Regions from separate parts of the Homo sapiens genome. Here region 1 is linked to region 2. A link is a contact called in ENCODE Hi-C data. All regions are on one chromosome and are shown on one strand. Each heading gives the region's core, a stretch centred on a gene start or an enhancer-like site at or near the end of the contact. The rest is flanking DNA. Distances are from core to core; before and after follow the strand shown. Region 1 overlaps EIPR1 (EARP complex and GARP complex interacting protein 1). Region 2 overlaps LOC105373390 (a long non-coding RNA gene).

Region 1 (5,497 bases), core at 1,567-4,066, 560 kb before region 2:
CAACCAAATATCCATAGAAACCCAGAATGTGGGAAAGGTGTGTACAGCGCTGTTCAGAGGAGCCAAGGGAAGGGGCGGGGCGGGACCCAGGCCACCGCTAGCATGACGAAATGATGACTTCGGGCCTCTGTCCCTCAGGCTGAATGCGTCTGCGCTGGGTGCCCATGCAGCTCACCCCAGTTTCGTTTTTGTGTCTGTCAATAAGTTCAGCACAGTATTGTTTGTAAAAGGCGTGGCTTTACATTGTAGTGGGCTCAGACCCAAGTGACTGCCTCGGAACTCAGTAGAAAGGGGGGAAGCAGCGATTTGAAATTTTCAGGTCATAGAATTGGCGTGATGATGGTAATATGTAACAAGGAGTCATCTTGTAGGAAAATACAGAATAAATAGGAAAGAAAGGAGAACAGAGCCTATGAACCGCCTGGGAGGAGGTGAGAATTTATCAGAAATGGATATGACAGACACTTAGAAGACTGTCTGGATATAGACATAAATGAAAGGGGTGAGTTGAAACTGTCAGATCACTTTCAGCCTGGCTGTGGGAGAGATTGTGGCGGTGTCGTCAATGGTGAGGGCCTTTCTGGAGGGCGGGCAGGTCCCCCTTTGTCTGTCTTTCCCCGTCTCCTGCACCTGCTCCTCCCCAGGGTTGTCAGGTCTGTGAAGGTGGCCCCAGTCCGTTACTCAATGGGGGCACAGGACAGGAGTGGAGGGCTGAACTGGACGGCAGTGGAGGGTTGAACTGGATGGGAGTGGAGGGTTGAACTGGACAGGAGTGGAGGGCTGAACTGACGGGAGTGGAGGGTTGAACTGGACGGGATTGGAGGGCTGAACAGGACGGGAGTGGAAGGTTGAACTAGATGGGATTGGAGGGTTGAACTGGACGGGAGTGGAGGGCTGAACTGATGGGACTGGAGGGCTGAACGGGATGGAAGTGGAGGGCTGAACTGGACGGGAGTGGAGGGTTGAACTGGACGGGACTGGAGGGCTGAACTGGACGGGAGTGGAGGGCTGAACTGTACGGGAGTGGAAGGTTGAACTGGACGGGATTGGAGGGCTGAACAGGACGGGAGTGGAAGGTTGAACTGGATGGGATTGGAGGGTTGAACTGGACGGGAGTGGAGGGCTGAACTGATGGGACTGGAGGGCTGAACTGGACGGGAGTGGAGGGCTGAACTGGTTGGGAGTGGAGGGTTGAACTGGACGGGAGTGGAGGGTTGAACTGGACGGGAGTGGAGGGTTGAACTGGACAGGAGTGGAGGGTTGAACTGGACGGGAGTGGAGGGTTGAACTGGACGGGAGTGGAGAGTTGAACTGGACGGGATTGGAGGGCTGAACTGGACGGGACTGGAGGGTTGAACTGGACGGGATTGGAGGGTTGAACTGGACGGGAATGGAGGGCTGAACTGGATGGCAGTGGAGGGCTGAACTGGACGGGACTGGAGGGCTGAACTGGACGGGAGTGGAGGGCTGAATTGGACGGGACTGGATGGCTGAACTGGACGGGACTGGAGGGCTGAACTGGACAGGAGTGGAGGGCTGAATTGGACGGGACTGAAGGGCTGAATTGGACGGGAGTGGAGGGTTGAACAGGACGGGAGTGGAGGGCTGAACTGGACGGGACTGGAGGGCTGAACTGGACGGGAGTGGAGGGCTGAATTGGACGGGAGTGGAAGGTTGAACTGGACGGGATTGGAGGGCTGAACAGGACGGGAGTGGAAGGTTGAACTGGATGGGATTGGAGGGTTGAACTGGACGGGAGTGGAGGGCTGAACTGATGGGACTGGAGGGCTGAACTGGACGGGAGTGGAGGGCTGAATTGGACGGGACTGAAGGGCTGAATTGGACGGGAGTGGAGGGTTGAACAGGACGGGAGTGGAGGGCTGAACTGCAGGTGTCAGGATCACATAGTCTTGGTTGCTGGATGTGGAGCAGAACCATGTCTTCTGATGAGGTTGCCTGGGTGATTCTGAGAAACGCTGGGAACCCTGGACACTTTGTTCCTCAGCCCTGGCCATCTCAACTCCGATCTCGCCAGACCACCTCCCCGCGCACAGCACGCTGTTCCCTGGATCTCTGCAGCCTTGCGTGGCGCTCCGTGGGGTCTTGGGAAGATCATCTCTGTGGCTTCACCGCTGCCTGTCCGCGTGCCTGGGCGTTTCCAGCCCTTCAGATGGATCCTTTCTGTGTGAACTTGGTGACCGTGTCTGTCTTCCTACATCAGAGTCAGCAAATCACACAGTGGGGATTTTGTAACAGGAAATCTTTTCAAACCATGCAACAAGTACTGTAAATCGGAGATTTGAGTGATAGGGTTTTATGAGAATCTTCATTATTCAACCCAAATTATATGACTGTATAAGATTTTTAACAGTCTTCCTTTGACAGCGATTGACTCTTTGGGGTTATACTCTGTCTGTTATGGCTGGTCAGCCTGCTGTGATTCCCGGTCCTCCCAGCACCCGATGGATCCCGCCGTCTGCCAGCAGAGGGCGAAGCTTCCCGGGCGCAGAGGCCGCACCGTATCACGTGTCGTCTATTGTGTTCACGGTGCCGGGAAACACTCAGAAGTCAGGTTGCCGGCGTCTGGCGGGTTTGTGGCTGCTCCTTATCTTTGGAGTAGTCTTCCTGTGCTTGGGGAAATTTCCTAGGTTATTAGTCGCATTTCCCAATATGAAAATAAGAAATCTATTTTCCAGTTTCGCTGTGACCCGACTCTGCTGGCCTGAGCATTTGGGTGAGACTGATTCAGACGTGGCAGCGTGAGGGGACAGTGGGGGCTGCCACTGCTGCTGTGAGTGGCGGTCGAGGTGGCAGCAGTGCCGGTGACTTCCAGGTGGTGGTCGGTCCCTGGCACGCAGCAGCCTAAGGCAGCAGCAGAGCTGTGGGGTGGCTTCCTTTGTGCTGGATGGGGGCCGCAGAGACTCCCCTGCTGGGCCATGGCCCTGGTGAGGCTCCGAGCTTGGCCCCCAGAGGCTCCCCTTAGCCTGGCCCTCGGCATGGCTGGTGAGAGTGAGCTGCCTGGCACCCCTCCCCTTCCACCCAGCCCCTCACGTTGATCTCCTTTTCTGCTTAATCAGCCGGAGCCAGCTTTTGTGAATTGCAACTAAAAGTGCAGCAAATACACGTGACGTTGGGCTGTGTAAGTCCCCAGGCTGGGGATGGTTACATAGGTGGACACAAGGGCACTGGCTGTCACCACAACTGAGTGCAGCTGTGAGCCAGCGCCACTGTCACTTTTCAGCGGTCTTCATATTTAATCTCCACAACTCTTGAGTCACAATTTCAGTTTTACAGATGAAAAAAACGGAGTCAGATTTCGTGTCCCTGCTGTGGCTGCCCAGGCCCTCCCTCCTGCTGACCTTGGCCCTGGAGCTTCTGCCCTTTTCCTCTGTTCTGTTCTCAGTATTGATCCCTCTCTGCTGCATGCCAGACGCCCTGCTGGAGCGCCCCGAGCTCAGCCATGCAGACACGGCTGGCCTGGCCTTTGGGAGCCTGTCGTCTGATGGGAAGACAGACACAAAGCAAGCAGTTCACCCAGAGTGACAGTGACAAGGTGGCGGGGGTTCCAGGATGCAGGGAGGGCTGTGGATCCGCAGCGGGCCTGGGCTTCTGGCAATGGCCACTGCAATGGGGCACAACCTCTGGTTCCGCGACGTCACGTCACTGCCATCGCTGTCTTCATCCGGCCTGTCGCCATCCACCAACTGCACTCAGGATCAGCTTGCTAAAGCCCAGCAGCAGAAGGAGAAGCAGCCAACAGAAAAGAACTGGGAGGCAAAGAAAGGAGAGTGTGGTGCTGGGAGGATGAGACAGCATGAGAAAGCCAAGGACCTGGATTTCAGAAGAGGGATTGTCTTCTAATTGCTTGAAACCGCAGTTTGCCACTCACCACACGTTTTATTTAAATTTAAATTTTAATTAATTGTTAACATTTAAATTTTTTGTAGAGACAGGGTCTTGCTGTGCTGCCCAGGCTTCACCAGAACCACAGAATATCAGGCGGTGACTCTGATCCTGTGATTCATTAGACATTGGCCCAGAGGCACCCTCGTTAAACTCAAAGCTGATTGAGTTTAGGAAATCAGGGGTTTTCTTTTTGCTGTATGCCGGAAAGTTTTCAGGTGGCTGGATCTGGAACCCCAAGTCGCTGAGGGAGTATTCTATACACAGGTTTCTTGAATTCAGTTCCACTCTGGAGATTTTCCCACTGCTGGCGTGGCCTCAGGAGCCCTGTAAAAGAGTCCTGTGAGCTTCTGCTTTATCGCATCTGGCAGTCTCTCCGCCTTCAGAGCCCTCATGGTGGTCCTGTCAAATCCTAACTGATGCGCTGCTCCGCCTTCTGGCCTCCTGACCCTTGTTTTAGAAGTGAGAAGCCCAGATGTGAGTTCTAAATTTGTTTTTATTCCCACGTGTTCCTGATAGAAACACCTACCACATCTAACACCTAAGACATTTTAAATGGTGGGTTTGAGTATCCACAGGTATCAAAGATGACTAACCATCCCTTGCCACTTGTCACTTTATTTTTATCCTACTGTGTTATTTTATCACCTTGAGACTGTATTTAATCAGTCTCTGAAATGAAAATAAGAGGTTTGAGGTGTCAAACAAATATTATAAGACCAGAAACACTTTTCTCGTTTGGTTTTGTTTTTAACACAGTTCAGGTATGTTTGGCCACCATTGTGGGTACCTGAGTAAGAACTAATTACTCAATAATGAGCCTGGCCCACTTGGAAGAAGAAAGAGCATTGTCTGACTTAGTGACCTGGCCTGGGAGACTCCTCAGTGTTCAGATGGCTGTCCCCTGGCAGGCACAGGGAGTGAAGGCCAGTTCTCCTTGGAGCATTCTCTAACTTAGTGACCTGGCCTGGGAGACTCCTCAGTGTTCAGATGGCTGTCCCCTGGCAGGCACAGGGAGTGAAGGCCAGTTCTCCTTGGAGTCCCCGGGACCTGCCTCCATGCTTGTTGTTGTGAAGGGGTCAGAAAGAAGATGTGTGTTTGTTGCCGTCTACTGCATCTCACTTGGAACTGAGTCACTCATCCCGGAAGCTGCATCTGAAAAGCAAGGCTCATTGCGGAATCTCATGCAGACACAGAGGAACTTGCGTGCCCGTGATGCTGACCTCTGCTTGTCCAAAGAAACTGTCATTTCCCAAAACATTTTTGGAACTTTTCTTTCAGAAATGCTCTAAAAGTCAGCTTCAGTGCCATCTGAGAAAATCTCTCTGCTGTGTTTTTGTAGGATACTTTTTGGCTCCTGATAATTTAGCCCTATGAATCATCTTTTTCATTCATCAGGCTGGCCTCTGAGATTTTTGACTATTTTGAGAACTGTACCCTGAAAAACAAGATTTCTCCTAATGAAGAACACACAGAAGCCTGTGCTGTTGGAATTGGCACTGTCCGGAGTTCACAGGTTCACTCGCTCACTCGCTGTTTATAACCCATGACATATATACTCTCTTGTAGAAAACATGCCTGGGCGACAGCTGGT
Region 2 (5,414 bases), core at 334-2,833:
CCTTTTTTGCTAAGAGAAAACCACAGTGAGAAAATTCTAGCACTGTTCTTTTTGGCTCCAGACCCTTACAGGGCTGTTGGCACTGGGTAGATTCCTCTCAAACCTTTTCACTTGGGCCCACGTCGCAGTCCTGTGTTTCCCACTGCCCCAGCACCACTCCACCTAACGTCTCGTCTGCCGCAGAAGCTGAACTGACCTTCATTCTCTCCAAACGTGCCCTTTGGTTCTTCTGCTTTGGCTAACAGCAAAGTGTTGTCAGTTTAATTTTCTACTCTTAAATGGAGAACTTACTGTGTGCTGGGTTTTCTTCCAGACAGCCAAGACAAAAGAAAGAAAACATGAACAGGGGAGAGGGGGACTAACATTGATGGAGTGTCTGTCATGTGGCAGGCTTTGTAAACACATGGAAAAGAGAATAATAACCAAATCCTGAGAGGCAGCCATTTTTATTCTCCTTTAGAGGGGAAACTGAGGTGTAATGAGATTGGTCCTTCTCCAACATTCACACAAACAGTGACTGGCACAGGCTGAATTTAAGCCCAGGTATGTAGATTCCAGATATGATCCTGGCGCGTGATCTGCATCTGAATGGCTTTAGTCCAGTGGGGTGTCTGGAATTATGCACAGCCTAATAGAGTCGCTTTGCATAACCTCTTCTAAAAAGTAGATCCTCGTGAAACACGTCACTTTCTCCAAGGAGAACTGATTTAGGAGAGCAAAGATTAAAGTAGTGGGCCACAGACTGAGAAAAAGAGCAAGGTTTATTGTCTACCTGTGCTAAGCAGTGTCCTTTCTTTATTAAATCAGGTTGTTATAGCACACACACTTCCTCAGCTGTTAGTATAAGGCAGAACACATATGCAAACAATGCCCACGAGCCCTCCCTCACTGAGCTTGCATTCTGGTAGGGGAGACAGGCACTAGACACGTAATCAAGCAAGTCAGTATTGGAATGGAATTCTGGCGAGTTCTGTGAAGGAAAGCGGTATGTTGGCCTCTAAGGAGCAGCAAGGACTCACCCGGCTCCAGGGCAGCCAAGGAGGCTTCCTTGAGGAGGTGATTGTCACTGGGTGGCCTGCAGGTTGAAGGAGAGTTAATCAGACAGGAAGAGATGGGGATTCCGGTGGGGCGTAGAAAAAGAAATCTTGCAGACACACACAACGACACGTGCAAGGGTCTCAAGGTGGGGAGGGAGCGGAGAGAGTGGGCAGAGGGCAGGGCTGGAGGAATGAAGGAGCATGTGCTGTGCAGGGTAAGGCAGGTGGATTGCAAACACGCCCATCTCTGCATCCTCTGGGGACTCGTGACCTTCTCACTCTGAGCCTGCAGCTTCTGCCTTCAGGAGTTGGAGTCTAAACCCCTCCAGCCACCCTGCCGCCAAAACCGGGCCTGCCTTGCTTTGACTAAAAGGACATGGTGAGCACAAACCCTTCTGAGCCTCAGCCTCAGCCTCAAAAGGCCTGTGTGCTTCTTCCCACTCCCTCTCTGTCTGTCTCTCTCAATTCCGCCCAGGCAGAGGCCAGTGACACAAGCCAACGCCATCCTAGGCCAGCCAGCTCCAGCTCCCCCGTCAATGAGACAGACTCAAGCATGAGCCCAGCTGAGATCAGCAGATCCAGCCCCCATGAGAAGGGCTGCCAAGCTGACTCATAGACTCAGTGAGAAGTAAGAAATAGCTGTAATTTTAAACCACTAAATTTTGGAGTGGTGCGTTAGGCTGCAATAGCCATTTCATCCACACAGGAAAGAAGTAGGGATGGTGAGAACCGTAGGTCACATTAAGAATTTTTTATTTTATCCCAAGGGCAAGCCAGTGAGGCATTTTTCTTTTCTTTTCTTCCTTTCTTTTTTTTTTTTTTTTTTTTTTTTTTTTTGCAGGGAAGTGATATGATTAAGTTGGCATTCTAGAGAGACAATTTTCTGAGCAGTCAGAGAACAGCAGCTGTGTGGGAGGCTCTCATTCACAAATGACATCACCAGTATGTCTCTAGGAAACAAAGCCTGACCTCTTTGTTTCTGTTACCTGCTATCGTGCTCATTAGCTAAATTTTATCAACCTCTCTGGGTCTTAAATCCATGAGCATTAAGGCAGCTCTGAGTGAGAGGCTACAACCATTCACTGCGGCCACAGATTTCACCAGAGAGCTGGTGACAATAAGTGAATATTCACTAATCCATTCCATGTACAACACCAGCCAGCCACCCACATACCTTCACATCCACCCATCTGCCCACCCCGCCATTCGTCACTCCTTCCATCCCCCCGTCCATCCATCCTCCCTTTCTTCCTTTGATGGAGGGTGACCTTTGCACCTGTCTAGCTAAGTATAATCCCTCCATTTTTCCTTAGGTCTCAGTGGCCTCACCTCTGTAAAGACCTTATTTTCCAGACATTCTTCACTCTAAATCCTGCATTGTCCCTTTCTTCTCTCTATTGTTTTATTTCCAAGAGCAGATACACATGATTTATTTCTTCATTCCTTAGTAAATCCTCTTGACTTTTCTTTGTCCTCAAGGTATCACCTTGTGTATCTAGTTCCCTTGATAGACAAACTCCCTGAAAGGGTACCTACCTGCACTTCCTCCACTTCTCCCCTGCTATGCTCTCACAGCGGCCATCAGTCTTCTCTGCATCCTCCAACAAAACTCTTCTCATCAATATCAAGTGATCAGGCCTTGTTCTTTCCTCCTTGAAGCCATTTCTCTATGTGGCCTTCAGGACATCACCTGCCTCATGTTTCTCCTACTGCTCTGTCTCCTTCTTCTCAGTCTCCATTGCAGATAACTTAAAGCTGGCACATCAGGGCTTAGTCTTTGAAATGTTTTTATTATGGTCACATTTATGCTTTACTGATTCCATTCAGAGTCATAGCTCTAAACACCCTCTGGATGTTGATGAGTCCCATTGCATATGTGCAGCCCCATTCTCTCCACAAACTCCACACTCATCTATAAAACTGTGTGTGTACAGCAATTCTGCTTAGGTGTTCAACAACTGCAAGAGGTCCCATGTGAACTTCAAAGCCTGCTTCTCTTGCTTTCTTCCTAAGTCAGCTAATGATTGTCACATCCTTCCAGTTACTCAGCCCAAATACATAAGAATGACTTTTATCTCTTTTTTTTAATTCTCTGAATGCATTACTAATCCATCTTCAAATCCTGTTGAGTGTGCCAACAAAATACAAACAGCAATGACTACTGCTCAACAGCTTCTTCTGTCTGGGTATAAAAATGGTCTCAACCCACTCTCCCTGCACTCACCTTGAACCTTAGAGTCAATGCTCAGCACAGGAACCAAAGTCACTGTAAAACACAAATGATACATGAGCATTCCACTGATTAAAAGCAAGATACTCATAAGATTTGCTGTGTACTCAGATTAAACCTAAATCGAAGCCTGTGGGACAGAGTCCTACGTGATCTTACCTCCATCAGGACTCTGACCACTGGATTCCATAGTCACTTGTGCTTATTCCACATTACCCATGCTAGACGCCTCCTGGTCTTTAAAGAAACTCGGCAGGCTCGGCTGGGTGCAGTGGCTCACGCCTATAATCCCAGCACTTTGGGAGGCCGAGGCGGGCAGATCACGAAGTCAGGAGATCGAGACCATCCTGGCTTACATGGTGAAACCCTGTCTCTACTAAAAATACAAAAAATTAGCTGGGCATGGTGGCGGGTGCCTGCAGTCCCAGCTACTTGGGAGGCTGAGGCAGGAGGATGGCATGAACCCAGGAGGCGGAGCTTGCAGTGAGCCGAGATCCCGCCATTGCATTCCAGCCTGGGCGACAGAGCAAGACTCTGTCTCAAAAAAAAAAAAAAAAAAAAAAAAAAAAAGAAGGAAAAATAAAGAAACTAGGCAGGCTCAGGCCTAAGAGCTGTGGCATTGATATTCCCATTTATTGTAGTGCTCTGCCATCAGCCTGATCCTCACGCCAGCAGGGGATTCTCCAGCAGCCTCCTCCTCACACCAGCAGGTGATCATCTATCAGCTTCCTCCCTCAGTCCAGCAGGTGCTCCTTCATCAGCCTCCTCCTCACTCCTACAGGTGCTCCTTCCTCAGCCTCCTCCCTCAGTCCAGCAGGTGCTCCTCCATCAGCCTCTGCCCTCAGTCCAGCAGGTTCTCCTCCATCAGCCTCCTCCTCACTCCAGCAGGTGCTCCTCCATCAGTCTCCTCCCTCAGTCCAGCAGGTGCTCCTCCATCAGCCTCCTCCTTCAGTCCAGCAGGTGCTCCTCCATCAGCCACCTCCCTCACTCCAGCAGGTGCTCCTCTAACAGCCTCCTCCCTCGGTCAAGCAGGTGCTCCTCCATCAGCCTCCTTCCTCACTCCAGCCAGTGCTCCTCCATCAGCCTCCTCCTTCAGTCCAGCAGGTGCTCCTCCATCAGCCTCCTTCCTCACTCCAGCCAGTGCTCCTCCATCAGCCACCTCCCTCACTCCAGCAGGTCCTCCTCCATTAGCCTCCTCCCTCACTCCAGCTGGTGTTCCTCCATCAGCCTCCTCCTCACCTCAGCAGGTGCTTCTCCAACAACAGCCTCCTCCCTCAGTCCAGCAGGTGCTACTCCTTTCATCTCCTTCTCATTCCAGCAGATGGTCCTCAATCAGCCTCCTCCCTCAGTTCAGCAGGGGCTCCTCAATCTCCCTTCTCCTCTCTCCAGCAGGTGCTCCTATATCAGCCTCCTCCTCATTCCAGTAGGTGCTCCTCCATCTACCTTTTCCTCACTCCACAGGTGCTCCTCCATTAGCCTCTTTCTTCAGTCCAGCAGGAGCTACTCCTTCTATCTCATCCTCATTCCAGCAGGTGCTCCTCTATCAGCTTCCTCCCTGAGTTCACCAGGTACTCCTCAATCAGCCTCCTCCACTCTTCAGCAGGTGCTCCTCCATCAGCCTCCTTCTCTCTCCAGCAGGTGCTCCCCCATCAGCCTCCTCCCTCAGTCCAGCAGGTGCTCCTCCATCAGCCTCCTCTCTCACATTTTTTTTATAGTACCCATCTCACTGAGGCTTCTCTCTCAACCTCATTTCTCAATTTTTACCCCACACACTTCCTGTGCTTGGCATCTATTTTTTTTTCTTTTTAGGATACTTCCAACAGTTTACATACTTTACATATTTCTCTTGTTCATTGTCCCCTACACTACTAGGCCTGAGCCATGGGGAGAATGATTTTGCTGTTTTCAAGGCCAGATCAGTCATCATGTTTTTCAGTACTCAGGAAATGTTGATAGAATGAATGAATAACTGGATGAATACACATAAATGTGTTGAGCATCAGGACATGACAGGATCAGACTTGCCAGAAATTCTCCTTGCCTGAACCAACCTGCGCCAGTGCTGGACGTGTCGGCGCCCATGGCCCTGCGTGGGAATGGAGTTGCTCAAATGCCCTGCAGAAAATGTGCCTGGGTGTTACCACCTA

The links. A loop is a pair of places that touch in the nucleus more often than their neighbours do. Pooled maps may share reads with other maps.
Region 1: a map of mammary epithelial cell shows a loop between it and region 2 (4-fold over the local background). The contact joins two enhancer-like sites. A Hi-C loop is called at or near these places in 1 of 168 maps with a recorded cell type or tissue (mammary epithelial cell), 1 of 37 single-sample maps with no recorded cell type and 1 of 50 pooled maps.

What each region holds. Positions count from the first base shown.
Region 1 is chr2:3,300,776-3,306,272 of GRCh38, reverse strand. All of the region lies in intron 3 of EIPR1 (EARP complex and GARP complex interacting protein 1), which reads left to right. Among named protein-coding and RNA genes, the nearest start is that of EIPR1, 74 kb to the left of the region's middle. Within about 2 kb of position 2,816, at least 9 of the 41 ENCODE cell types and tissues checked have a DNase peak (open chromatin) inside an H3K27ac peak, as active enhancers do.
Region 2 is chr2:2,739,485-2,744,898 of GRCh38, reverse strand. All of the region lies in intron 2 of LOC105373390 (a long non-coding RNA gene), which reads left to right. Among named protein-coding and RNA genes, the nearest start is that of LINC01250, 380 kb to the left of the region's middle. Within about 2 kb of position 1,583, at least 3 of the 41 ENCODE cell types and tissues checked have a DNase peak (open chromatin) inside an H3K27ac peak, as active enhancers do.